2 separate regions of the Homo sapiens genome follow, and region 2 is linked to region 1. The links are chromatin loops, found by intact Hi-C in ENCODE. Cell type or tissue: heart left ventricle. All regions are shown on one strand. Each heading gives the region's core, and the rest is flanking DNA. Links, peaks and the distances in the headings are about the cores only. Region 1 overlaps CEP152 (centrosomal protein 152). Region 2 overlaps FBN1 (fibrillin 1).

Region 1 (16,072 bases), core at 4,939-12,938:
CTTAAAAATCCATGTGAATTTTGTATTCTATTTCATAATGAAGCTGTGTTTGCTTTAAATTTTTTCTACTAAATTTTTGAGCAAAATGAAGCTTCTGGAAACTAGTCCATGTTTATTCAGCACTGCAAACCTCCTGGCACACTGCTGCGAATTCCAGGCCAGCTTGAGAAACCTGGTTCTAAAGCGCCAAAGTAACGTGGCAAAAACAATGAATGAGCTCATATTAATGACAGCATGACAGTAATGACAGCAAGAAGGGGTGGGGAGACAGCTAATATTTATATTCTGGGGAGGTCACAATAGTGTTAACAAGGGACTGGGAACTAGCAAACAAAGTTAAAGAAAAGGTAGGTATAAAAAAATTGTAAAGAAAAGGCAGACTCTGCCAATAATTTGATTTTATGTAAAAATCAATTAAACTATGGTGTATCCTATTGACAAGTTCAGGAAAACAGATCATACTCATAAAACTTTAAAGTTTAAAGTTTTAATACCAAAAATCAAAAAAGATTGAGTAGCTCAATGTTTGCCATGATTAGCTTGAGTAGTTCAAGTCTGATATGGGCAGACATTTTTCAAGACTGAGACAAGTGTAATGATAAAGAGATGACGGCTGAACTCCAGCCTGGGCAACAGGGCGAGACTCCATCTCAAAAAAAAAAAAAAAGAGAGAGAGAGAGAGAGAGATGATAGAGATGACAGCTGAATCTGTGGGAGGGAAAAAGAACTGGACAGGGTTCTAGCACACAGGAAAATGAGGACTGGACCACACACAGAGAAGTCTGTGGGAGTCTCTAAGCCAACAGAAAGTGTTCAAAGTGGAGCCTTTAAATATAACATTAAAGAAAAGGTAAAAGGTTATGACATAGAAACCAAAGTCCATGACTTCACCAAAAGCTGAAGTTTTCAAGGAGACAGAAGGAAAAAAGTAATATACCAACAAGGAGATAATCAGAGATCTTAACATGACACTTCCATGAATGGGAGGAGGTAAAAGTCAGTTTGGTGGAGAGAGTCCAGGCGATAGTTTACTAGGAGAGAATTATGACATTGGAGGAACACTATGAGCTCCAAGAAGCCCATTTCTTTCACCTTTTCTGTCTCACTAAACAAATTCAAGGGAAAATCAGCCAAAAAAAAAGAACTATTATAATATGTTGTGAGTGCATACAATCTTTTCTACCCAGAAAAGCTGCTGTCTTAAGAAAAACACTAATAATTTTACAATCCATAAATTTCTCAAAATATACTAATTACAGACATTTTGTTTTTAATTTTAGATTCAGGGGATATGTGTATAGGTGTGTTACATGGATATGTGGCATGATGCCGAGGTCTGGGCTTCTGTTAGGCGCTTTGGAATCACCACTTTGCAAAGCAGCTATGCAATTATATGCAGAGCCTAACATCAGTGCCATGCTCTGTTAAAAAAAATAATAATAAAACAAAGTAAAAATAGGCAAAGAACGTAACAGTGGGAAAAGACCTTAACACCTTCAATTTATGGATTCCGGGGTCTGAAACCCACCCAGCACAGAATCAAGAATTTGTTCTGACTTTACTGTAGAGTTCTTCTATTGAAGGGGGTGGGGCAGTGGACAACAGAGTAATGCAGTGGGCACAGGGGTAGAAAACACTAGAAATTCCTTCCAATCCATCCCTAATGAAACTGTGTTTAAGTCAACAGAGAATGGAGACCCCCAACCCAATAAGGAAAAGCCACCAGGATCCACTCTTCTCCAGTCATCCAAGAAGGGCTACTGTCCAAGTCCAACTAACTTCAATGTTACCCTATGTTTGGCCAAAACTAACTTTAAAATAAAATAAAATAAAAATTTATGAAGCTACATCTCAAATTCTGTTTAAATATTCTATAAAGTAGACTTTTCAATAATTTGGTATAGCCTTCGTTTTTTTTTTTTTTTTTTTCTGGAAAAAGAGTCTCACTCTGTTACCCAGGCTGGAATGCAGTGGTGCAATCATGGCTCACTGCAGCCTCGACCTCCTGAGCTCAAGCAATCCTCCCACCTCAGCCTCCCAAGTAGCTGGGACTACAGGCGCATGCCACCATGCCCAGCTAATTTGTTATTTTTTCTTCGTAAAGACAAGGATTCACTATTTTGCCCAGGCTAGTCTTGAACTCATGGGCTCAAGTGATCCACCTGCCTCAACCTCCCGAAGTGCTGGGATTACAGGCATGAGCCACCGTAACTGGCCTTCATCTTTCCCTACTCCTATATATCCTCCACATTGATCAAATTCACAATTTTTTTATATAAAATAAATACATAATGAAATAGATATAATAAAAACACACATAAATACATGTAAAAATAAAATAAAATGATAAATAATTATTGCCAGTAATGCACTCTTATATAGTTCTACCTAAAAGCATGGAAAAATTAGAGGCAGCTATATAGGTCAGAAATAACCCAAATCAGCATGAATTTTAAGTGTGGTGAAATTTTCCATACCCTCACATCTGATTTTTCTTCTCTCCTTCCCTTAAGTTAAATCAATTTTGAAATTACATTAAGAAAAATAAATTCTGAAATGTTATTCACTCAAGTGATTACCTAGAGTTATGGAGCACAAGCAAACTCACCACCTGACTCACATTTAGCTTTCAATATTTTATTCCCCCTTGAGTGAAAATAATAAAAATTCACTGTGCAATATGCTCAAGATGCAAATCTCATTAAGTCTAGATCAGACTGTCTTATTTTATAAATTATACTGTCCTCAAAATTTACTCTCTTCCCAAGAATCATTTCTCAACAGACTGTATTGCTGTATTGACAGGTGAATTACCAAATGCTGGGAGACTCAAGTAAGGTTTTCTACTGGTTAAGCTTCCAAGGTAACCTCTCAAGTTCTAGCCAGCCGCTGGCAGACTCATTTGTTTTGGTCTGGATTTATTCTAGGACCATATAAACAACATACACAAATACCCTACAAATAAAGGACAAGTAATGTGAAAGTTGAGAAAGTACTAATAATCGTATAAGAAGTAGGGTTTCCAAAAGTATACCTTTAGGATGTATTCTCAGATTAAAATATCACTGGCTTCTTTTTTTTTTTTTTTTTTTTTTGGGGAGACGGAGTCTCGCTCTGTCGCCCAGGGTGGAGTGCAGTGGTGCGATCTCAGCTCACGGCAACCTCTGCCTCCCGGGTTCAAGCAATTCTCCTGCCTCAGCCTCCCGAGTAGCTGGGATTACAGGCACGCACCACTGCGCCCGGCTAATTTTTTTTTTTTTTTTGTATTTATAGTAGAGACGGGGTTTCACCAAGTTGGCCAGGCTGATCTTGAACTCCTGACCTCAGGTGATCCGCCTGCCTTGGCCTCCCAAAGTACTGGGATTACAGGCGTGAGCCATTGCGTCCAGCCAATATCACTGGCTTTTAAGTTTCACTCACCTCACACACAATCTAACATTTACTACAAACATCCAAGACTTCTATATGATGAACCATAAAATATCAGTTACAAAACATAACCAGCTTTACTTGTTGATAACAGTTGCTCATTTGAAATCATCCCAACCTGTTCTTTAAGTGCGGTGACTGTGGCATCCAAATTCTTTTGTAAGGACAATACTTGCTCTTCGTACTTCTTTGTGAGGCCCATAACAATGCTCTCATGCTGTTCTCTAGCTCGTTGAAGTGATTCAGAATGATGAAGGTCCACCAGCTGCTGCTTCAAGCTTTCCAGAGCCATTTCAGTTGTTCTGGACTTCTTGATCATCTAGTAAATACACACAGGATATCCATGTTTAAAATATACACAGAGTATTTTAGCTCTGTGCTGTCTATAAACTTTTACTTTTACTATAAAATAAAACTCAAGCATGTTTTAATGAGAGTAGAGAAGGGGTCTCCGCTCATCATGGCTCAAGCTCCTTAAAACAACCCTAGCTGGGACCCTCCAGGCCCATAGTTGTTGGAAACAATGTTCCCTGAGAAAATACATTTGGTAGATACCTGAGGGGAGTGAAAGAGGATTTTGCGCAGCATGATGGATGTGGCTATCAGGCACGGAATCTGCTGATGCCGTGATGGCCCCAGTGCTGTTTGCATTGCTCTATGACCAAAGTGTGGGGTAACCCAATTGTTAGGTCACAGAAAAATGACAACTGTTCCTTGAAAGACTGATGAAACCTGCCAATGGTCACTTACTAAAAACAAAGTTTTCAAAGCTGTAACTGCACAGTTGGTATTGTAGGCAAAATCATAGCCCTCCAAAATGACCGTGTCCTAATCCCCAAAACCTGTGAATCAGTTATATTACATGGCAAGGGAAAATTAAGATTGTATGTGGAATTAATATGGCTAATTAGATTGCCTTAAAATAAGGTGAGTAGCCTGGATTATCCAGGTGGGCCCAATGTAACCACAGGGTCCATAAATGAGAAAAACTAAGGCAGAAAAGTCAGAACCAGAGAGACTCAATCAGCCATTCATTGCTGGCTTTGAAGATGGAAATGGGCCACAAGCTAAGGAACACAGGTGGCCTCTAGAAGTTGGAAATAGCAAGAAAATGGATTCTCCCCTAAAGCCTCCGGAAAGCAATGCAGCCTTGTTGACACCCTGATTTTAGCCTAGTGAGATCCATGTCAGACTTCTGACCTCCAGAACTGTGAGATAAATTTGTATTGTTTTAAACCACTGAATTTGTGGTCATCTGTTACAGCAGCAATAGGAAACTAATACACTTGGTGATTCTGCTGCTTACATAAAAAAGATTACAAAGTTATAACCTTTTACTACATAAAGGCAACTTAACTTTTTAATCTAATAACTATTGGTTTTCAAAAAGTTAAAAATAATCTACATTACATACAAAAATTAAAATTTCAAGAGAATTATTCTTCATTCTATTCCAGAGATTGCCTATTTATTCCAATACTGCTTTCATGGCTAAGAGATCCATCCACTGAATGACACAGATCATTTGTGCCAGGCAGGGTTCTAAGCACTAAGGACATAATGACCAAACAGAAAAGGTCTAAGCTCTTACTACTTTCTAGTGGGAAGAGACAATAAATAACAAGTAAACAAATGAGATCATTTCAGATAGTTATAGAGTAATAGAATATGGCATGATGAAGGTGAGTTGGAGGATGGAGCTATGGGCTACCTTACATATAAAGTGAATAGCAAGTCCTCTGAAAAGGTAATTGTTTTTAGCTAAGACCTGAAGGATGAGGAGAAGCCAGACATGAGACAACACTGTTTAAACTCTTTCATTAAACCATCCTCAGACTTAGCTACAAGTCTCACTCAAAACCAAGCTCATTATTTCATAGTCACTTTCATTTTTTTTTTCTTCAGACAAGTCTCGCTCTCGTCCCCCAGGCTGGAGTGCAATGGAGCAATCTCAGCTCACTGCAACCTCCGCCTCCTGGGTTCAAGCGATTCTGCTGTCTCAGCCTCCAGAGTAGCTGGGATTACAGGCATCTGCCACCACGCCCAGCTAATTTTTGTACTTTTTAATAGAGACGGGGTTTCACAATGTTGGCCAGGCTGGTCTCAAACTCCTGACCTCAGGTGATTCGACCGCCTCGGCTTCCCAAAGTGCTGGGATTACAGGCGTGAGCCACTGCATCCGGCCATCACTTTCATTTTTAACCCTGCCCCCTGCCAAAAAATGAATCAACCACCACCAGGCTTAGCTACCAATGACTTATGACTATTTCCAAAAATCAAATGGCTATCTCATTAATCAAAGAATGTGAATGTGTCACCACTTTAAACTCAAGTTTAAAAAACAGTTCTCCAAATGGAGAAGCAGCAGGAAAAATAAAAATAAAAGCTTCTCGGGATACCAATTCTGAAGCAAACTATTGCAGTCAGGAAATTTAAGTTCTAATGCTTTGTCAATAACTTCAAAGTTCTTCTAAATTTAGTCCTACCCTACAAAAAGTTTTGTTAAATAACTAAACTTTTAATTTTTTTACCATACATAAGTTAAAATAGGTACCTGTTCTTCATTGACTTTTAATGCTTGTATCTGAGTCTCCAGTGCTTTTATTTGAGCTTCAAGCTGTATCTCTCTTTCTTTTCCATTCTGAAAGAGTTTCTGTGATTCTCGAAGGCTGAGAGTCAAACCATCCTTTTCATCTACGGTATTAAAAATGTTTATATAAATAATGTTCCTGTAGAGGGACCCCAATGTCACAATCCCAATCAGATGTCACGTCTGTATCATATATAAATGTTGTTGAATTAAATTTAATTCAGAAAAATGAACTTTAGTTGATTTAGAGAAAACTAAATAAAGAATTTACTTACTTACTTATTTATTTATTTTGAGACAGCGTCTCACTCCGTCGCCCAGGCTGGAGTACAGTGGTATAATCTTGGCTCACTACAACCTCAGCCTCCCCAGTAGCTGGGATTACAGGCACCTGCCACCACTCCCAGATAATTTTTATATTTTTAGTAGAGATGGGGTTTCACTATATTGGCCAGGCTAGTCTCGAACTCCTAACCTCAAGTGATCCACCCACCTTGGCCTCCCAAAGTGCTGGGATTACAGGCGTGAGCCACCTCACCCAGCCCCAAATAAATAAATTATTAAAAATTAAAAATTAAAAAAAAAAACAAACCTGATACCAAAAAAATTTTTTTAGAGAAGCAGAACTACTTCCTTTAAAACTATTATTGCATCCCTTTTGGGGACAAATCCCTGCTAATCAAAGAAGTTATCTGAGGACTAATTATCCTACACATACTTGCAATGAACTCTTTTTTTTGAAACGGAGTTTCGCTCTGTCGCCAAGCTGGAGGGCAGAGGTGCAATCTCGGCTCACTGCAAGCTCCGCCTCCCAGGTTCACGCCATTCTCCTGCCTCAGCCTCCTGAGTAGCTGGGACTACTGGCGCCACCACACACCCAGCTAATTTTTTGTATTTTTAGTAGAGATGGGGTTTCACCATGTTAGCCAGGATGATCTCGATCTCCTGACCGCGTGACCCGCCCTCCTTGACCTCCCAAAGTGCCGGGATTACAGGAGTGAGCCACCGTGCCCGACCCACTTGGAATGAACTCTTAAATTCACCTAATGTTAAATTCTTCCCACATACTTTGCTATAACAGCTCACAAGTTCTTCTCTCAAAATAAATGTTATGAGCATTACAGAAAGAGACATTTTTACCATCAATTAAATTTGAAATGAGCTAGAGTTCAATCACAAAAGTATTCTGCAAATGAAAGTTCAACGTGGACCAAAACTAGAGAAAGCACAAGGAGTAAGCAATTATAATTTGAATCTGTATTTACTCTGTGTGTTTATCCCAGACATGGCACTTCACAATCACTAACTCTTATTTGGATTAAAACGTTTATGCTAATTTGTAGCCTCAGGAAACGCTGCAGTGCAAACTAAACACAAATCACTCTGAAAGCTGGAATACTTCATCCAGAGTAATGACATAAGGAATCAGACATAAGGAATCAACAACTTTTTAGGACAGAATGCCATCAGTACAGTTAAATAATGTTCAATGATTCTAAAAGCCTAAGTGAGAAAAGGGAAAATATAGGGACTCCAAAATAGAGTGTCTTTTTTTTTTTTTTGAGACAGAGTCTCACTCTGTCACCCAGCCTGAAGTGCAATGGCGCTTTCTCGGCTCACTGCAACCTCCGCCTGCAGGTTCAGGTGATTCTCCTTCTCCTGCTTCAGCCTCCCAAGTAGATGGGATTACAGGTGCCTGCCACTATGCCCCGCTAATTTTTGTATTTTTAGTAGAGACAGGGTTTCACCATGTTGGCCAGGCTGGTTTTGAACTCCTGATCTCAAGTGATCCGCCCACCTCAGCCTCCCAAAGTGCTGGGATTACAGGCGTAAGCCACCATGCCTGGTCTCCAAAACAGCGTGTTCCAAAGAGAAGTAATCCAAGGCCAACACTCAGAAATCCTGGGTTTTGTTTTGCTATGCCTCACTCACTATGAGCCCTCTGACCAAGTGTTTTTACTCTCTAAGCTTCGTATGTAATCTGAGGTTATTGGAAACAAGATATCTAACTCAGTGTACCTCATAAATGACAGCATCCAGCATCTTACCTTTTATTATTACAAGCTGGTGATTCAGATATCGAATTTGACGTTCACTTTCATTTAACTTTTCAATTAAGTTCTCCAGTTGTCTCTCTTTTGCTTTGTTAAGAACCTGAAGTTGAATAATCTGCATATTTTCTGCAGAGTCTGGGAATTAAAGACAATTTATTAGATAAAAACATACCAAAATATAAATTTATAGTCATTTAAAGCAGTGTTTTTCAAACTGTGACTACAACCTTTTAGAGCATCATGAAATCAATTCAGTGAATTGTGACTAGGATTAAAAAAGAGAGAGAGAATATATCAGAGTGCATCATGTAGTAAGAAACAGTCTTATTTTGTGAAACTTGTTTCATTTATATATACCTGTTCATATAGATACATGTTGTACACCATATCACAATGTAAAAAAATATAGTTCTTACAGTGGGTCACTGATAGGAAAGTTTGAAAGTCACTGGTTTAAGTTATAACCCTGAATCACTAACTACCATTTTAGCCAGTTAAAAATCAGTATATAACAACTGCAATGAAATAAAGTAATATGCTGTCAGAAAATTAAAAACAAAACAAGTACATCAGCTTCTATAAAATCATTTTTAAAGAAAATTTCTAGACAGCCTCAAAATATTTTATTTTAGGCAGGAGTGGGGAAAATATTATATTTATATTGATGCTGGCACATAACTGAATTAATTAGCTAGTGAATAGATTAATCAAGAATTTTGGGGAGGGAGCAGGGGAGAAGGGTTGAAAAACTATCCATTGGGTACTATGTTCACTATTTGGGTGATGGGTTCACTAGAAGTCAAACCCCAGCATTATTTAATATACCCATATAACAAACCTCCAAATCTACTCCACGAATACATAATTTAAAAAAAAATTTTTGAAGTCTTCTTTTAGAAACAATTAGTCATTTGGGGACCACTTTAAAAAGAGAAAAAAAATGGAAAAAAGGATTGGTAGGTATGCTTCAACTACATAATGATAAATATTCTACTTACTACTAGAACAATGTTTCTGTTAGCTTACAATCAGAAATAAATGCATTTACTGAGTTTTAACCACTTGCTAACTAAATAATTCTGTCCTCTTTTTAGAAAGAGATCTGGTTAAATAAAGAAAATTAAAGACTGAAAAGTTTATACAAGTCAAACTCCTCATAGGTCTTATAGTAGAGCTAGCCCCATCTCCAAATTTTTTAAATTACTGTTGCTAAGAAACTATAATCACTAATTTGGCACTACCATTAAGTTATTTAATTAACTTCCAAATGTCAAATTTAGACAAATGTGTAACTGACTCAACTTGAAGAAGTGCAGAGTGTTAAGAAAGGTAAGGAAAGGTTTTTATATGCAGAAAGACCAGGAGATACAAATACAACTTTTCAAGGGAACTGAAAGAGTAAACACTAAGGAGATGTCAGGCCACTGCTGTGAGGTTCATTTACTCAACCTAAAACCAGTTATGTCATATACACTGTCCACTTCCTCATTCCACAAAAAACTTAAGAACAAAGAGAGGCCATCCTCATATTTGCTGTTGACTCCTTCAGGGGAAAATGAATTCTGGGCCTCCCCCTGTAACTACCCTGCCGTCCCAGTGTACGATGGAAGCAACAATATGAAGTCACAACCCAAAAGTCCAGTTTTCTCTTTGGTATAGCCCAGGTAAGCCAGAATATCCAGTATGACCTTTCCCCTACTAATTAAAGGGAAACAAAAAGTAAAACAAAAACACTTGCTGCCACACTCTAGAATTACACTGGCTCTTCAATATGCACAATAATTAGAAGCTATTTAGTGTGCCAGACAGTATGACAAGAGTAATTCAGTACAGTCACTATACGGGTTTATATTTTGGGATTTTTGTTTTTTGATACTAGCATTTCATCTCAGAATTCTCTAGTACCTATAAGCACTTTTTTCATTCTCATATTTATATACATACTATACAAAAAAAACTGGCAAATGCCACATGACTGAACCTGATATCTAAGTAATTCTGAATATAAACTAATTTATATCAGAGTTGACTAAAAACTGTAAAATCAAAAGAAAAAAGTTGATGATAGTGCTGATGTATTAAATTACACTTCTATATAGTCAAAAATCTGAGATTGAAAACTATGTTTCATTTTCCAAATTAGGCTTCAGTCAAAAAAATATATAAAGTTCATAAAAAGTCTTTTAAAATTTTTTTAAATTTCAAATAAGTCCAGGTATCCTGTATGATAGGCGAGGATACTTAACACTATACAAATAAGGAGAAAAGGCTTAACAAACTAGAATGACTGAAATATAAAGTTGGAAAAATGTCTTTTAACTTTTCATTACGAAAAATTTCAAATATATAAGAAAGTAAAGAGAATAATATGATGAATCTCCACGAACCCATCTCCCAGATTCAACAATTATGAACTCATGGCCAATTTGGCCACATCTATATTCCCACCCAACATTACCCCTCAACAGCCTATTATTTTAAAGTAAATCCTAGACTTCATGTCAGTTTATTCATAAATACTCTAGTATATATCTCTAAAAATAAGGGCTCTTTGAAATATCAAGCACAATTCTATTGTCATACTTAAAAAATAATAATTCTTGAATGTGCTCAAATATTCATTGTGTATTCAAATTTCCCCAATTATGTGGTATTAAAAAATAAATATAAACTTGATACCTACTCTCATTAGCTCCTAAAAATTGTTGTTGCAGGCCTTCGAATGTGTCACTTCCTGTTATCTCCTGGGCTGGTGAGCCATTATTCTGGGCAGAAGACTGATAAGGTTTATATGTCACTTTATTATACGGTTCCAAACCTTGACAACTGGGACCCTGTGATAACAAATGAAACTGACAATTAAGATTTGGCCTTTTCTTCCAAAATTATCTGAATTAGACACCTAAATTAATGTTACGTTACAGAACTTACTTTTGGTACAGTTCAAAGTTGTTTATATATATACACACACACACACACACACACACACACACACACATATATATATCTGCTCAAAAGTAGCACGTATTGTTATTTAACACTATTAATTGAAAGTCTGCAATACATAATTTATAGACACCTAAATTCTACTTTTGAGCACACAATGAAGGCAATTTTATAAATAAAACCCAAGAATTCCAATAAGACTATATAGAAATATTTTATTACAAATGATTTAGATTATGCCAACATCTTGGGAATATAAAAATGCACATATCCAATAACATGAACATGGACCACGGTGCCTCATATCTAATAAATAGTAACTCTTATGGGATGAATAATAACATTCTACGGAGATAGAATTAAGAGAAAATAACCACTTAACAGCCTAAAAAATCCATCCTGTCATTGCGTGACACAGACTAGCTGTTGAGGTATTTGCTGTCATTGAGAAATTCTAAGAAGCAACTAACTATATCCTGAGGTCTTACTTCATTAAACTCCCCCCCAGGAAAAACAAGGTTTTTTGGTTTTTCCTTCACATTCATCCTGTCTACTGTTATATCACCATACAATAGAGATATCAGCTTTGACATGTTTAACCTAAAATTTGTTATGGGTGGTGAGCAAGAAAACTGAGGAAATTAAATGTTGCCACCTACACAGAATTACTGCTTTAAAAACTACAATAAGAGACCTGAACACAGCTTCTCATTGAAGCACAGTGCAGTGGTAGAAGCAGCAGTAAATGAGGATAGTTATTCTTTGGCAGACTTAACTTTTAATGTTTAATCAACTATGTCCAAAGAGCCTCTATTTTAAACTTCTGACTTAAGATCATGATTGTATTAGACTGTAAACAGAAAATACCATGACTAATTCACCATGAACCTGAATAAGTGCCCTCTCAGAACTTCGTGTGGTTAAATCATCTTACCATTGTACTCACATACATTTCCTGAACACACACAAACATCACGCAAATGCGTGTGCACACACACAAGTTCTTGAAAGTCAAGTTTTTACAATACCTGAAAATGGTTCCATTGAGGATCTGAAAATTTAATTACATTGGTTGCTTGGTTATTAAATTCCTGCTTCTGACCATTGGTATATGGCCTAAAGTTTTCAGGAAGGTGATATAAATCAGTCTGTTCACATTTACTTGGAGGACTATAACCACTTCCACCTTCATCTCCACCTTCTTCAGGATGGTACACAGGATGTCGGTCTTCAGTTTTACTTCTATTTTCTTCCCAGACATTACCACATTTTTCTCCAGCATATAAACTCTGAATTTCATTATAGCCCTATTAGATAACAAGAGTAAAACAAAAGCACGAAGATCCAGTCCCACCCTCACCAAAGTCATCATCACACCAGATACTTACATTTACACTTTGAGATTTGGGCAGCATTTGCTCATTCCAGCTCATCTCCAATTGCTCAGGATGATGTGGTCTCGAGAAAAAGGAATACTTTCGATTTAAAGCGTATCATTTATTTGTACATAGATAACACAAAGAACCCCAAGATTTTAACCTTTTTCCTTCCAATCTTCACCCAAAATTTTAAGAATCAATTTACAATTTTATAATCATGTAATTATTAATCTTCATCAAAAGAAAAAGACTTATAGAATTGCAATATACAAGTGAAAGTGACTTCAGGTGCTTACTGTCCGTCTGTGCCATCCTCGCTGCAGTCCGAATACTGGAGCTCTGGAGAGGAGAGGTCGTCATCCAGCATGTCATGGGGAAGGTCTGTGAGTAACTGCTGCAACTGAGTCAAAAGGTCTGCATCAATATCATACCAACTTAAACACAAGACACCAAGCCAAAGCTGCCTTGGAACGAGTGGTTTTTTACTGTAGAGGTCAAAGAAGTTCATAATTCCCTCCTTTAATTAACTTCTTAAGTTCCACACAAATTATATTCATCATTTCACTTGGGGAAAAGGGAATGCATAATTTTAGGATTTATATCAGAAGGCTTTTTTTTTTTTTAACGAAGATCTCAGATTTAAATACACATAGAGCAGAATTCAAAAACTTTTTTATGGAAACACAGCAAGTCACAATAATGGTACAATCAATGCATTATGTTATCACAGGGCAGGCAGACTAAGTCTCAGAATCCTGTTTTATCAGTAATCAGACCTTGGGGAATTGACAATTAGGCATCCCACAGGGAATGTGAGTAGCCAGATGCACTCTGGCCAGGTGATGAGAACAGCAGCAGCAGCAGGTGGCCTAGAAGCTCTTAAATGCTCTGATAATGTAGAAACCCGTGGGAGTCACTAATTAGTAGAGAGCCATCTAATTCCAAAGATGAAAAGATACATAATACCCTGCTCTCATACAACATCTGAGTAAAAGAAGAGTTGGAAGACTGTTTTCTATAGATAGCACATGCAAAAGCATGACACTACATCTGACATTAAATGTTTGATTTCTCTCTCCTATTATTTTCTAGAAAAAAATCAGTTTTAGCATTCTGCTTATTATATAAACTAGATAGACAAAATTAATTCATTCAAATTTCAAATGTGATAAAAAGATGAGTAAATAAGCTAGTCTGTTAGACATAATTCAATAACATTTAGGATTTCAATAACTGTCTGCTATTGTCTTTCTTCAAAACCCAATATAATAATATTACCCTAAAAATCCCAATATAATGTATTTCTTAAATTATGTAACAATTAGAAGATCAAATATTATGTTACTAAATACTTTTTAGGGAAACTGTTTCTAATTACTTCTCTTTAAGAAACTAAGCACCAGTTTAATTGACAGCTTGATTAAATCCCTCCAAAGGACATAAATCAAACCCCATAACATTGTGCAAGTGGATTTTAAAGACTTTAAATACTTTGTAAAACCTTTCAGGAAAAAAAAAATGAGATGCTCCCTGGTCTATAGCATTTTTTTTCCACTTTACCTGTCATTAGTACAAAAGAAATGGAATGTGTCCATAAAACATATCTGAGTATTATATTAAGAATTACCAAAAAAAAAAGTTTCTTAAACAAAATATGTATAGTAAAAGTTAAATAAATATATTTTATGGAAGGTCTGAAAGGAATGCCCCAAATTCTTAACTGAGCTTTGGTGAAATAAAATTTGGGAATGGGAACAGAGTATGTTGGAGGTGGGTGGGAATACTTCCTCACTCTATATTTATTTCTCATATTCACTGGATGGGTTTTTTTTAAAGGGTTTCTCAATCCATTTGTCATCTAAAGATGCAACAAGAGAAAGATATTTTCTTCAATGAAAAGTTATCTTCATCTTTAAATCTTTTAACGCTAACATTAACACACAAGACCCTCATTAAATGCTCATCTCCACATGCAAGGTACTTGAAAAATCATTTTGAGAATTAGCCATATCAGAGTTGACTGAGAGATATAAAAAACAAGAAATACAAAAGACACAACATGAAAAACAAAACAGAACACATCAACATATTTGTACAAGACATGCCTCAAATGAAAGGTAGCAAAGCAATTCTACAAAGACACAAATGCACTAGAGAAAAAAGTTGCATCTATGAGGTCTTTTAAAAGTAGCACCACTTGTTGTCTAGAATTATGCATCACTGCTTTAAGGAAAAAGACTACCCCCACATGTTACACAAGGAAAAATAAAACAAATCTTTTATACTTACATTAAGTAAAGACTCCTGAACAGAAAGAATATTTTCTTGTAAACCTTCAGTAAGGTTCAAGTACATAGCCTTAAAATTCAGGGGCGCCTTGACAGGGACATCTGAAGAGTACATTGTTTTCCCCGCACAAAAACAAAAAACTACATAATAATTCAGCAGTTATTGTAGCTTTGTGACACCACAAAATTGGCATCCACAGAGAAAAATTAATTTGAGTATAAGCAATCAGCTAATCAAAATGCTTCTGGATACATACATAAACATCAACTAGCAAAATCATCCCTATAGTATTCAGAGTCTTGCAAGATATTTTACATATATGCTAACATTTTAAAATTGATCTTCAAAAAATTTATCCATCAAGTTCTTTGGCATAGCTGGGTCATATTCCCTGGCTTCTGTAAGTTTCAGGGCAGAGAAAAGCTAAATGAAGTCCTCCTAAATAAGGCCATTCAGGAACAAAATTCCACCTCCAGTGTTTCCATTTCCCAGGATCAAAGTGTGCCCTCCTCATATACATTGTCAAATTGCCCTTTGGTCACTAACCTTGTGCAATAAAACACAAAATTGCCGTATCTAGATATGCATGTTACCAAATACAGAAATTTAGAAACTATAAATTTTCCTCATTAAAGATCTATCAAACTTCCAAATACAGATTCAAGAACAGAAATAACAATCCTTATAAGTGATAAGATTTAATACCACTCATTAATTTAAAATTCATCAGACTGCTTTTTGGCAGCAAGCAGCAATCTCAACAGGATATTACTGTGTATTAACCGAGTTTAAAAATTTAACAGATACCTTCCCTGTAAGAAAGATAATTTGCCACTCTAAGGCTTCAGTTGAAATAAATTCAGAATCATTCTATAAACTCCCCTCCTTTTCTACTTCATGTTTCTTTCTTAAAAAGAAAAAAAAAGAGAGCATTTTACTCAAAGAACTTTGTTAACAAAACACTTTGCAATAACCCATGTAGAACATACAAAAGCCTACATTCAGGGGCAAATGTAAAACAGAGAACATGTAAACCTTTTGTTAGGATTTTCAACTTAAATTAACTAAACAGATTATCTTCAGAGCCTATAATCCTCAATATTCATGAAGGCAAGAGGCCTCAAGTTACAAACCATACAATAATCTTCTCCCAAGAGAAAGGGTAGCAAATGGAATACCTAACGGTCATATTCCCTTTGAACAGGTGACCTCTTAGTACGCTTCTAAAAAGATTCTGATATTTTCAAATATGAATTATTAAATAATGCTTTCATGGATACACGCTAAATGTAAACAAATACTAGCTTTACAACTCCCTCTAGTGGAAACAAAATATCAAAATGCTTCCGCAATTACATCAAACAAGGCAGTTAAAAAGTGGAAGA
Region 2 (10,575 bases), core at 2,576-10,575, 350 kb before region 1:
GTAAGAGAATCCTCTTAGTTCTAATATTTACTGTGATATCACACTTTGTGGTTTATTCTGTGTCCCCTAAACTCTGGAACTAAAATAAAATCCCAGATCACAGGCACAGAACAAATACAGAAGTGGCAACTTTGTAGATGGGCAAAAATACAACACAAGGGTTGGTCACTGAAGCAGATACTCCCGGAGATGCTGGCTACAAAATGCAAGTGGGGCTTTTTGTAGATTTTACACACACACACATATGCAGAGCTGTGTCAATGTTAAATTTTTAAAAGAAGCTTGTTTAGCTCAACACAGAGAGGGAAGGAAGAGGAGGGCAGGGCTGTGGGTGGGTGGGAACAGAATAGTCTTTCTTTGAAAGAATATATTTCAATATTGATTATTGCTTTGATGACTCCAACAAAGAAGATGGGATCTACTTCCTATAAAATTCTCCAACATTGCTTGACATAATTTTGGAAACGGGCTTTTCCATTTCTCATACAACACATTGACTCCAAAAAGTGAGCTCAACCAGAGGTATGGACTGTGTTTTCCCTCGAACTTGACTTCTTAAAGCCTTCCAAAACTCCTCTCATTACACAGAGGCCACAATCTGCAGGTTTAAAAGAAATGCTTTCATACCCATATTGTACTATTCTTCTTTCTTTATATCTGACCACCTCTGCCTTTTTCATTCACTTCCATCACTGTTTTTCAATCCCAGGAACCATACTATCATAACCACCTAAGCACTTCTGTTAAGACAGTCTCACCAGCTTTTATTTCATGACAAAGAAGACAATGTAGGAATAACAGAGTTGCCAGAGATAACAAAGGAAAGGTTTTCATGAATTAAAGTTTCTATCTATCTATCTATTATATTTACCAAGTTATGTAAATCAAATTCAGGTAGCCTCCCCAGTAAACCTGCTCAACCTTTCATGGCTACCAACTCATCCAGATAAATCATCTCTCTAATTTCTATTCCACTTCCCCATCTGTTGTGGCAAGGACCTGGCAAGCACCTTTCAATGAATTATCCTTCTGAAGGTCAAGAGCAATAAAAGTCAATCCTGCGGCATCTCTGCCACCCAAATGTTTGCTTTGCTGAGAAACTTCAAGACTGAACAAATTCTTGTTTCTTGGAGAACACTTTTGATCTCTTTTATTCTTCAAGTTCTTTGTCACATATAATGTTTTGTATTTATCAGTCTTGTTTTTGTTATTTATGCCTCCAACTACCTTTAGATATAATTCAGTGACTACTCACAAAAATGTCTCAACAAATATATGAAAACTTAACTCTGCTTTGTCTTCCAGTTTGTAGTGTTTCTTTAAATATGTATGTTGTAATATTGGTGTATTAAAATTCTCATTCTCTTTTCCTTTAATAGCTGACTTCGTCCCAGACCCCAGCTCTATCTCCCCCACACCACTCCACCCCGAAAAAAAAAAATCTTGGCATTAGACAGAGACTCAAATGCACGAAGTCTTGAGTCAGTCTAAGTGGCAAATTCTCTTCGTTGAACTTTGCAAGTGGGAGTGGCTCATTTACACCTGTGGTCTTTTGTGCCAGGCTCTGTCCACCTGAGTCCCATGGCATTCGCTTTTTAAAAAACATTATCCACGGTTCTGTGGAATTTTCTCATTTCATGAGCAATAGAAGTCTGACTCCTAATTTGTCATCTTACAAGAAAAACCCAGCTCTCAATTTCCTGGCTCCAGCAAAATCTGTGCTCTGTAGGAGACTTACTTTAGCTTGTGGTGATTCTCTAGAATTGGCTTATTAATCAAGGGTGTCTTGCATTGGGGAAGAGAGCTGTGCTTGCCCACATACTTCAGGACTCACTGGGATGCCTGTTTACCAGTCCATCTGCAAAGAGCCCTTAATGACCTCGAAATTTCATCAGAACTACAAAAGTCACTTTCCCTGCTTGCATTCCTCAGTTCTGGCTCTGCCTCCTGGAGCTGAGCATGTGGCAGGGCTGCTCACAGCTGGGCTGATTCTTCCTGCAGCGTTAGCTTGCTCTGTGATGGGCCAGTGCAAATTGAATTAATAGCCTAGGAGTTTCCTCTGGCCTGCCACATCGGCAGATTCACACCTGGTTTCTCACTGCTTTCTTTCCAAATTCAGGCCAAGCCAAAGGCACACAAAAACAAGGGAGTAGGAGTTAGAATTTATCTGACTGGTCTGTACCATGCAGAATATCTGTTCGAATTAAGCACCACCCTGAAATCCACACAGACCACTGACAACTACCAACAAGCTGAAATCAACCGGAGAACTCTCAACCCTCTCCTTCTTACTTCCCAAATAACTAGTTGAAAAGTAAAAAGTTAATCAGATCATTAGAATAACAACAAGAGTCTACAAAGGACTCAGAAACTAACAAAGCTTTGTCACAGTAAGGCTGGTTGGGCAGATATTATTGTTGTTTAAAATGAGGAAATTGAGCTTCCAAAAGATTAAATGACTTGCTCTAGACTAAATATGGCAGGGCTGGGACCCCAAACTCAATTTTTTGAACCTTAAATGATATCCAGTGCCTCTTCCATATTTGGTAATACGGAAGCAAAACCAAAAAACCATGAAAAAAAAAAAAAACCCAACTCAACATCAAAACAACAGTAACAACCAAACAACAAAAGCTACAAGTGGAAAAAAAAGAAATACATGTGTTTGTTTCATCTCCCTTCCCCGGAATTCATGAAACTAGTTTGTGTATGTAGATATCCATACACAACTGTATTGTTTAGAAAAGTCTAAACAGTTTTCTGGGACTTAAGTACATACTGTGTTATGCCAAAGTTCAGGATCCTTTTGATTTTTGTTTAAAATTTGAAAGTCATTGGCAAACCCTTGAAAATCTTTACTCAAATAGTTGACAAGTATTATTCCTAAAAATGAACAATGGCCCAGCAAGAATCCTGATCAGTTTAAATTTATTTTTGTTTTCTTGGAGAATTTGTGATATAAGGGATGGTTACCATATTGTGGGGGCAAATGGGTTAATGTGCAGTTTTTCAGTCTCAAGTCTAACTTTGGACCCACATTTTTCAGCTTATCTCTTCAGAGGTAGGGGATATGTAGCTCAACTTCCCCCAGGCTTTGCTGTTTCGGTGGCTCAAGGTGTTTCCCCACTGATGGGCCTATCAGCATTTGTGTTCTTAGTGGGAGAGAGGTTTATGTGTCAGTACAATTGTATAAGCAACCATAACTTGATGGATGAGTTTTTAACCTTAAAAGTGAAAATGAACCTTCTGACATATGGTTATCATTAGACCTCTGGGTGAATGAAAACTCTCCATCTTCCTGTTCACAAAGAAACAGAGCTTTGCCATGTTTGAAAAATAAGACCACCACAAATAAACATGCAGCATTGAAAGCCCAAAGCCTTCAAAGACACTTACCTTGGCACCTTCTTCCACTGGAGGACAAGGAAAACCCTTCTGGACACAGACATTTGAAGCTGCCTTCAGTGTTACTGCATGTGCCCAGGGCACAAATTTCTGGCTCTTCGACACACTCATCAATATCTAAAAGAATCACATGAGTCAAACAAAGTCAAAACACGATGGAGACATCATCAGGTACCAAACACACAATGTGGACACACAAAGGGCAACTGAGTTTCCAAACTCTTACAATAATAAAGGTATTTTTCTGTACCATAACACTGTGGACTGGACTTCTAGGTTGTCATGACTTCAAAAGAATTAGTTTTGACAGTTATTGATATAAAAATGGAATGTGCAACTGCCTTCTAAGGGGTGCAGTGACAAACGTCTCTTACCCAGACTGAGTTGCTTGGCTAACTAGAAAAGTCAGAGTAATTTCATAGTACCCTAGGCCAGGAAAGAAGCATGAAATTCTAGAGTCACACTGCACCATTGTTCAGGAAGCAGAAATGCTGAGACTTTAAGCACATTGCTAGTGACTCACTCAATGTGAGATCTAGGCCTTTGATCCAAATTTACTCCCCTCCAACCACCCACAGAACTTTTCCCAATACCCTATGCTATAGCCCTAAAACTGTGAATTTTACAAGAACACTAAGACTCATGAAAATAAGTATAATCCTATGAAGTGCAAACTAACGATATCATAGAAGATGACGCTCCTGATTTGTGGGTTAATCTTTCTGAAGACACAAAAATACCTTTCTTGTACAGGCTTTTTCTTTCATCATATAGACAATAGGAAACTGTACACTTAGAATTGTGGCATGTTTTCTTTAGTATATTATACATCTTAGCTCCTGTACAGTGGTAGTTAAGAGTAGCCAATAAGAAGTTTGAATGGCTTGAGTAACCATATGTCCTAGTTTGCCTGGGGGAGCCCCAGCTCATGCCAGTTGGCCTGACTTTATTGTTAATAGTGCCCTTTTCTACTTTCAAAATTGGCTTGGGTTGGTCAATAAAACATACGATTACCTATGGAAAAATATGCCCACTCTATTCCAACAAACTCACTTATCTTTCCTCCTGACTTTCAGCAGGAATTTTTAGTGAACAAAGTGGTAAGTCTTAATTCTGAGCCATGCTACTTTTATGAGAATACTTTTTTATTTTTTCAACAAAACACAAAATATCCTTGTATCCTGGGCTCTTTATTTTTATATTTGTGCAAAGGTTTCTACTCACACCAAAATGTACTTGCATTATACAACTTTATTCTCAAGAGGCCCAACTAAGGAAAAGTTGAGAAATTAACCTTATTATCTTGACTTAATATTGTAAATACCACACAATAAATATTCTAGAAATGTGCAATGCCAAGTGATTCTCTTTCTGTGCAACGCAAAATCAGCTTCTCCATCATGCCATGTTATTGGGTTGCATTTATACCTGTGTTATGTTCCCTGTGGTTTATTAATGAATCTGATCTTCTATTGCCGATTGAATTACTCCATTCTGACACTCCTTCCACCCCTATATCCAACCTTTTCTTAATATAAAAGTTAACTTTTGTGAAAATGCTCAAATGTTTTCAGTTGTTTTTAATTATTACTATGACTATTTATATTATGGTAGAAATTAGCCTGTACATGCCAACTTATTAGGATAGGGCCAAATATTGTAGAATGGGCACATTCATTGACTGTGCAGTTATTTTTCTTTCTATATATATTCTGTTCAATTTAGCGAACTTATGTATTGATAATAAAGCCAATTTTTAATAAAAGTAAAATAACATGCTTAAAAAATTTGCATCTAGACAATTTCAATAAGGTGTTTCCATTTTAAATATCACCACTTGATTGTTACTTAAATTGGATATATAATAAAATTTCTAATTGACGATATTAAAAGTAGAGAAAATTCTCATTGTGGATTAGATGCAGACCTGTTTAAAGTCAGGGGTGTGAACTAGGTGACTTCTTGAAAATCCTTTCAACCCTACTTATTTATGAAATTCTAGCAATTAATGTCCTTCACTTAATGATATGACATATTTGTTGAGGTTAAAGGAAGGCCCTTGGGAGGCTGAGGAAGGAGGATCATTTGAGGCCAGGAGTTTGAGGCCAGCCTGGCAACATAGGGAGGCCCCATCTCTACAAAGAATTAAAAAATCAGCCAGGCATGGTGGCACATGCCTGTAGTCCCAGCTACTCCAGAGGCTGAGACAGGATGATCACTTGAGCCCAGGAGTTCAAGCTTACAGTGAGCTATACTCGTGCCACTGTACTTCAACCTGGTGACAGAGTAAGACCCTGTCTCCATTAAAAACAAACAAACAAAAAGGAATGTAATACTGTAAAATTTGCTGAGAATTTATTTGAAATAAGACATTTCCACTGCTCTATAGGTAAAAACAAAATAGACAAACGATATAACCACATTCATCCAACCTTGAATGTGGTCATTTAAAGTTTTTAAATGGAATCAGGAGCTATTTTTAGCTGCAAAGAATCGCCACTTAAAAAATGTAGTTCGGAAATACTGGGAGTAGGACACAGCATTCCTAACAAATGTGTGAAAGCACAGTGGAAAAGAGTCAGGATCATATGATCAGTCATATGCACAGAACAAAATAACTTCATTAGAGATTAGCATGATAATTAGTGCTTCTTGTCTTGCCAGAAGGATGAGACCATGTCATACCTATGCCCTTGCATTTGTTTCTGATAAAGTATTCCAAAATGAAGACGTCATTACAAAAATTCTCATTCTGCTAAGTCCAGTGGACACCCGACACTCCTCATTTGCTACAACTGATAGCTTTCCTACCTTCACACTTCTCATTTTGAAGACTGTATCCAGGTGGGCAAATGCATCTGTAGGACCCATCCAAGTTTTGACAGGTACCTGGTGCACATTTTCTGGGTTCTAGAAGACATTCATTGATATCTGCAAAGAAAAGGGAAAAATAAGGAAGAGGTTCCCACTGGCATGACTTCCATCAAACAATTAAAATTCAAAAAAACTAGAATGAATCAAAGAAATACATAAAGCAAATTAAAGTTCATAAAATTCCACCATGGAGAAAAATAAGCAATAATAAAAATAAGCTTTATCAGCTTTCAAAAATGTATAGCATAACAACCATATTTTATTTTACCTGCATCAAATTAAATGTTTCCAGAAAATTGTAGCATGTGAAAAGTCAGTGAGTATATAGATTTTAAGGATACTCAAAAGATATGAGAGCTTACTACAAAAGTATTTTAAAGAAAAATATTTAAGAAGGGAAATCACAATTGCTTACAGAGCAATTTAGCAATTTCACTGTTTAATAGTTTGAGTATTCTTGGTGAGTACAATAGCTTAATTTTTAAAATAAGGGAAAAAGTGATTATATATATATATACACATATATATATATACACACACACATATATATATACATATATATATACACACATATATATATGTATATATATATACATATATATATGTGTATATATACTTAAATAAAAACAAGCCTTTATAGGGAGGATTAATATAATTCTACTCTGACTTTTCCTCCAGGTTTCCAGAAAGAAGCATTAGAACAGAGACTGCATGATTCCTTGAGTGGTCTCTGGAAGCATTCTTTCCAGGTCTTTCTAAGTCCTGTACTTACCCACACAGGTCCTCCCATCTGGAGCCACCTCATAGCCTTCATTGCACTGGCACTGGAAAGACCCCACTGTATTAATGCATTGGCCATTTCTGCAAAGATTCCCATTTCCACTTGCACATTCATCAACATCTGCAGAAAAATCCCCAACAATCCTTTAATATATTCCAAAGATGTCATAATCCCAGCAATAATCAAAACTTCTAAAAGAAAAAATACTTTTTCTGAATTTTAGTGGCCTTTGCTGGCTTAGCCAAACAAGAAATGCCAATGAAGATCTAGTTTGCAACAACAGAACTGGCTTTAAGCACCTATACACATTTAACAATAAGATTACATTATTATATTAGAGACTGACAATTTACATTCAAATTTCCTATCAGTTTTTCCTTGATTTTCCTTTAGATTTTATTTTTAAATTTTAGATTTAAAAATTTTTTGATTTAAAAAATAAAATCCTAATACACAATTCAGCTAAGGGCATTCCTTTGTATTCTTGCAATTAGATTTAAATTAGCCTATAGCACAATAAAATTTAAAGAATTTGGCTTATTACTCTTGCCTAGTATGTTTTAGAAGGAGATTCTGTAGATTCAATGATTTATTTAAGAGAGGCTACATGAAACATCTAGACCAGAAGGTTCATAGTCCTGAATCATATAATTTCTATACAAAGAATCACTTTTGTATATTTAAAAATTTTTTGGCTTAATCTAATTCCATTTATTTTGAAATTTATTTAATTTACAGCAAAGTAGACATAAAAATTATAGCTGCTAATAAGCATTTTAATAAAAGTAATGGATATAGTTACAGTGGTTCCCTCTTATCTATGGTTTTGCTTTCTGGGGGTTCAGTTATCCAAGGTCAGCTGCTACCCAAAAATAGGTGAGTATAGTACAATAAAATATTTTGAGAGAGAGAGAGACAGTGCACAAGAAAGTACAGTCATATAACTTTTATTACAGTATACTGTTATAATTGTTCTATTTTCTTATTAGTTATTGATGTTAATCTATTACCATGCCTAATTTATAAATTAAACTTTAGGTATGTATGTGTAGGAAAAAACATGGTATATAGAGGGTTCAGTACTATCTGTGGTTTCAGGCATCTGCTGGGGGTCTCAGAATGTATCCCTCACGGATAAGGGGAGACTTCTGTAATATATTTCATGTTGAGCACATTGTATTTGACAAGTCCCATAACCAATTGTTATGCATAAGATAGCATACATTTTTAAAAGACAGCTGGAACACTAGAGATGATGCTAATTACAAAGAACACATATAAAACTGACTTCCTTTGCTGATGCACAATTTTGCACACGCACCTATACAGTCATTGTTGTGAGAAAGGATGAAACCATGATTGCAGCGGCAGTTGAAGGAACCAATTGTGTTCCGGCAAGTTCCATTCCCACAGGCATCTCTTTCACATTCATTTATGTCTAGTAGGAAGAAAGGCCATAAAGAAACATAATTATAAGTAGAAAAAGTGGTTACACGGTTACAGTGGCTAAAGAGCATTTTAGGGTTCACCAGGCCTCATCCATAGGCTGAGAACTTCTTGATGTTGGTATCAGCTCCAGCAGCAGTCATCCCTGCAAGATACCAGGCAGCGGCAAAGCTCTAAATCTTGGGAATAAATGGTTTCCTTGGCTGGCCAGTGAAAGGAGGCAAGCTAAGGACATGAGACCTGAACAAGAATTATTTTATTCTATTTACTTCTAGAATTCTCCACCCTTGCCACTTTTCTCAAATATTTTCACTTGAAAATGGAAAAAACTCTGTGTGCATCTGGGTCTTGAGGTGTTGCCACCTTTGGCAAACTTCAACCTTCAAGATTCTCACTCCAGTTTACCAAAAAGCAGTGACTCACCTGGCATTACCCCACAATCAGCAACAAAATAACTCAGCTTTCTAGCTCACCTGTCATTTCAGACAACTTTTCCTTTTTCCCTACACCCATAAAAACATAGAACAACTTCCACCAATGATGACTTCTCTCACTTTTCTAAACTACCCCAAAGAGATGGCACTTAATTTGTTCTTTTCATACATGCTTGCATTCTTATTCGCCTTTTGATTGGTCCGTACTTTTCTCTGATGATTTTGTAAAGCTACTCTGACATCTTATATGTCTTTGCATCTCATCACAGCAGCTAGCATATTTCTTATAAAGAGTAGATGCACATTATATTAAGGAGGAAGTAATAAAAAATTTAATGAAAGAAAGTTGTTACTGCTGGTTTGAAAGAATGAGGCACCATGAAGAGGGACAAGGATGAAATGAGAGAGAGAGAGAGTGGAAGGTAACAACGGAGAATAGCAAAATGTAATGATTAGAGCTAGGATTCCCTTTCTTTTCACATTTTGGACATGAAGATAAATGATCTGTGATTCCTGAATCAGGAAGCTATTGCTAACCCAAAGGGACTCTAATGTGTGTCTGTGGTTGAAGACTACACCCAGATGAGTCATTGCTAGTAATCAAGAATTTTTGCCTTGATTCATTTTTAGCCAAACTGGTGAAGTTCTTTGGTTGGGAAGGTTCTATGTTAGGGGGCTCCAGAAAATTCAGATGAGAGATGTAGAAAGAAAGTTGGGCAGGATCATCATAGCTTTTACACAGGTTAGCTGCCCAGTGATGAGTAGGGCTGTCAGTGCTCTTGTCATTACTCTGGAGAAGATACAACTTTATGAGAAATGTTCCCAAATGGATGAACCCAGTCATAGCCAAAGTCAAGGACTTAAACATTACTATATTAATTGTTCTTTCAGCTGTGAATCTGATTTATGTTCTTAATGTCCCAAAAAGACTTAATGGTATTGCTTTAAAGTAGAAAAATAAAGGAAGGAAAAGAAGAAAATGATTCATTACACACTGAAGTTTATTCTAAATCAGCATCCTGATAATAGAGAAATCAGGAAAGAGATTTAAAATCCTGAGCTCTTTTTCCTCTAGAAAAATGATTAACTTTTCTTTGCCTTTGTAGGATTTATAAATTTGCCTTTGAGAATCTGGTACACACTATAAACCCTTCCAAAAAAATGGTCATCTCACACTCAAAAACTCAAAAGAAAATCCACATCAATATTACATATGAATAATAGCCTATTAACATTAATATTTTTGTATTAATATCTTTTTCAATTTACCCCTTAGTCAATTTTTTCTAAACTGACAGCCAAATGAATAACAAAGGAAGAGGTTTATCATGTTCAGATTGCCAAAGATTAAATAGGATATCACTGCTGCATATCTGTCTGTGTTTTTATTTTGTATATAGCAAAAATACTACTAAAAGACTTAGTATTAAATTTTATCCATATTTAGAATCAAATGAAGCTTTCAACAGCATATGAAAAAAATAATAATAATTGCATACTTACCCAAGCACATGGTTTGGTCATCATTTGTTTTAAAACCAGTGTGGCAAAGGCAATAAAAGCTTCCAACTGTGTCAATGCACTGCCCATGACTGCATATATTGGGGATTTCTTGACATTCATTACGATCTGTAA

The links. A loop is a pair of places that touch in the nucleus more often than their neighbours do. Peaks named below come from ENCODE experiments on the same cell type or tissue, not always from the same donor. Only the 100,000 strongest peaks of a DNase experiment are listed, where the experiment ranks them.
Region 2: it touches region 1 in a loop (2.7-fold over the local background); 2 of 110 quality-filtered maps call a loop at or near these places.

What each region holds. Positions count from the first base shown.
Region 1 is chr15:48,785,254-48,801,325 of GRCh38, forward strand. It overlaps CEP152 (centrosomal protein 152), which reads right to left. Exons shown (of 27, transcript NM_001194998.2): 3 at 12,695-12,798; 4 at 12,408-12,477; 5 at 12,048-12,326; 6 at 10,757-10,907; 7 at 8,068-8,208; 8 at 5,984-6,123; 9 at 3,548-3,748. Among named protein-coding and RNA genes, the nearest start is that of CEP152, 18 kb to the right of the region's middle. RefSeq lists enhancers at 9,580-9,859, 12,976-13,515. In heart left ventricle, for the core only: no CTCF peak of the experiment used is centred there; no DNase peak of the experiment used is centred there; H3K4me3 peaks cover 1,611 bases; H3K27ac peaks cover 1,509 bases.
Region 2 is chr15:48,438,325-48,448,899 of GRCh38, forward strand. It overlaps FBN1 (fibrillin 1), which reads right to left. Exons shown (of 66, transcript NM_000138.5): 46 at 10,444-10,569; 47 at 8,382-8,498; 48 at 7,052-7,180; 49 at 6,217-6,336; 50 at 3,397-3,522. Among named protein-coding and RNA genes, the nearest start is that of DUT-AS1, 110 kb to the left of the region's middle. In heart left ventricle, for the core only: no CTCF peak of the experiment used is centred there; no DNase peak of the experiment used is centred there.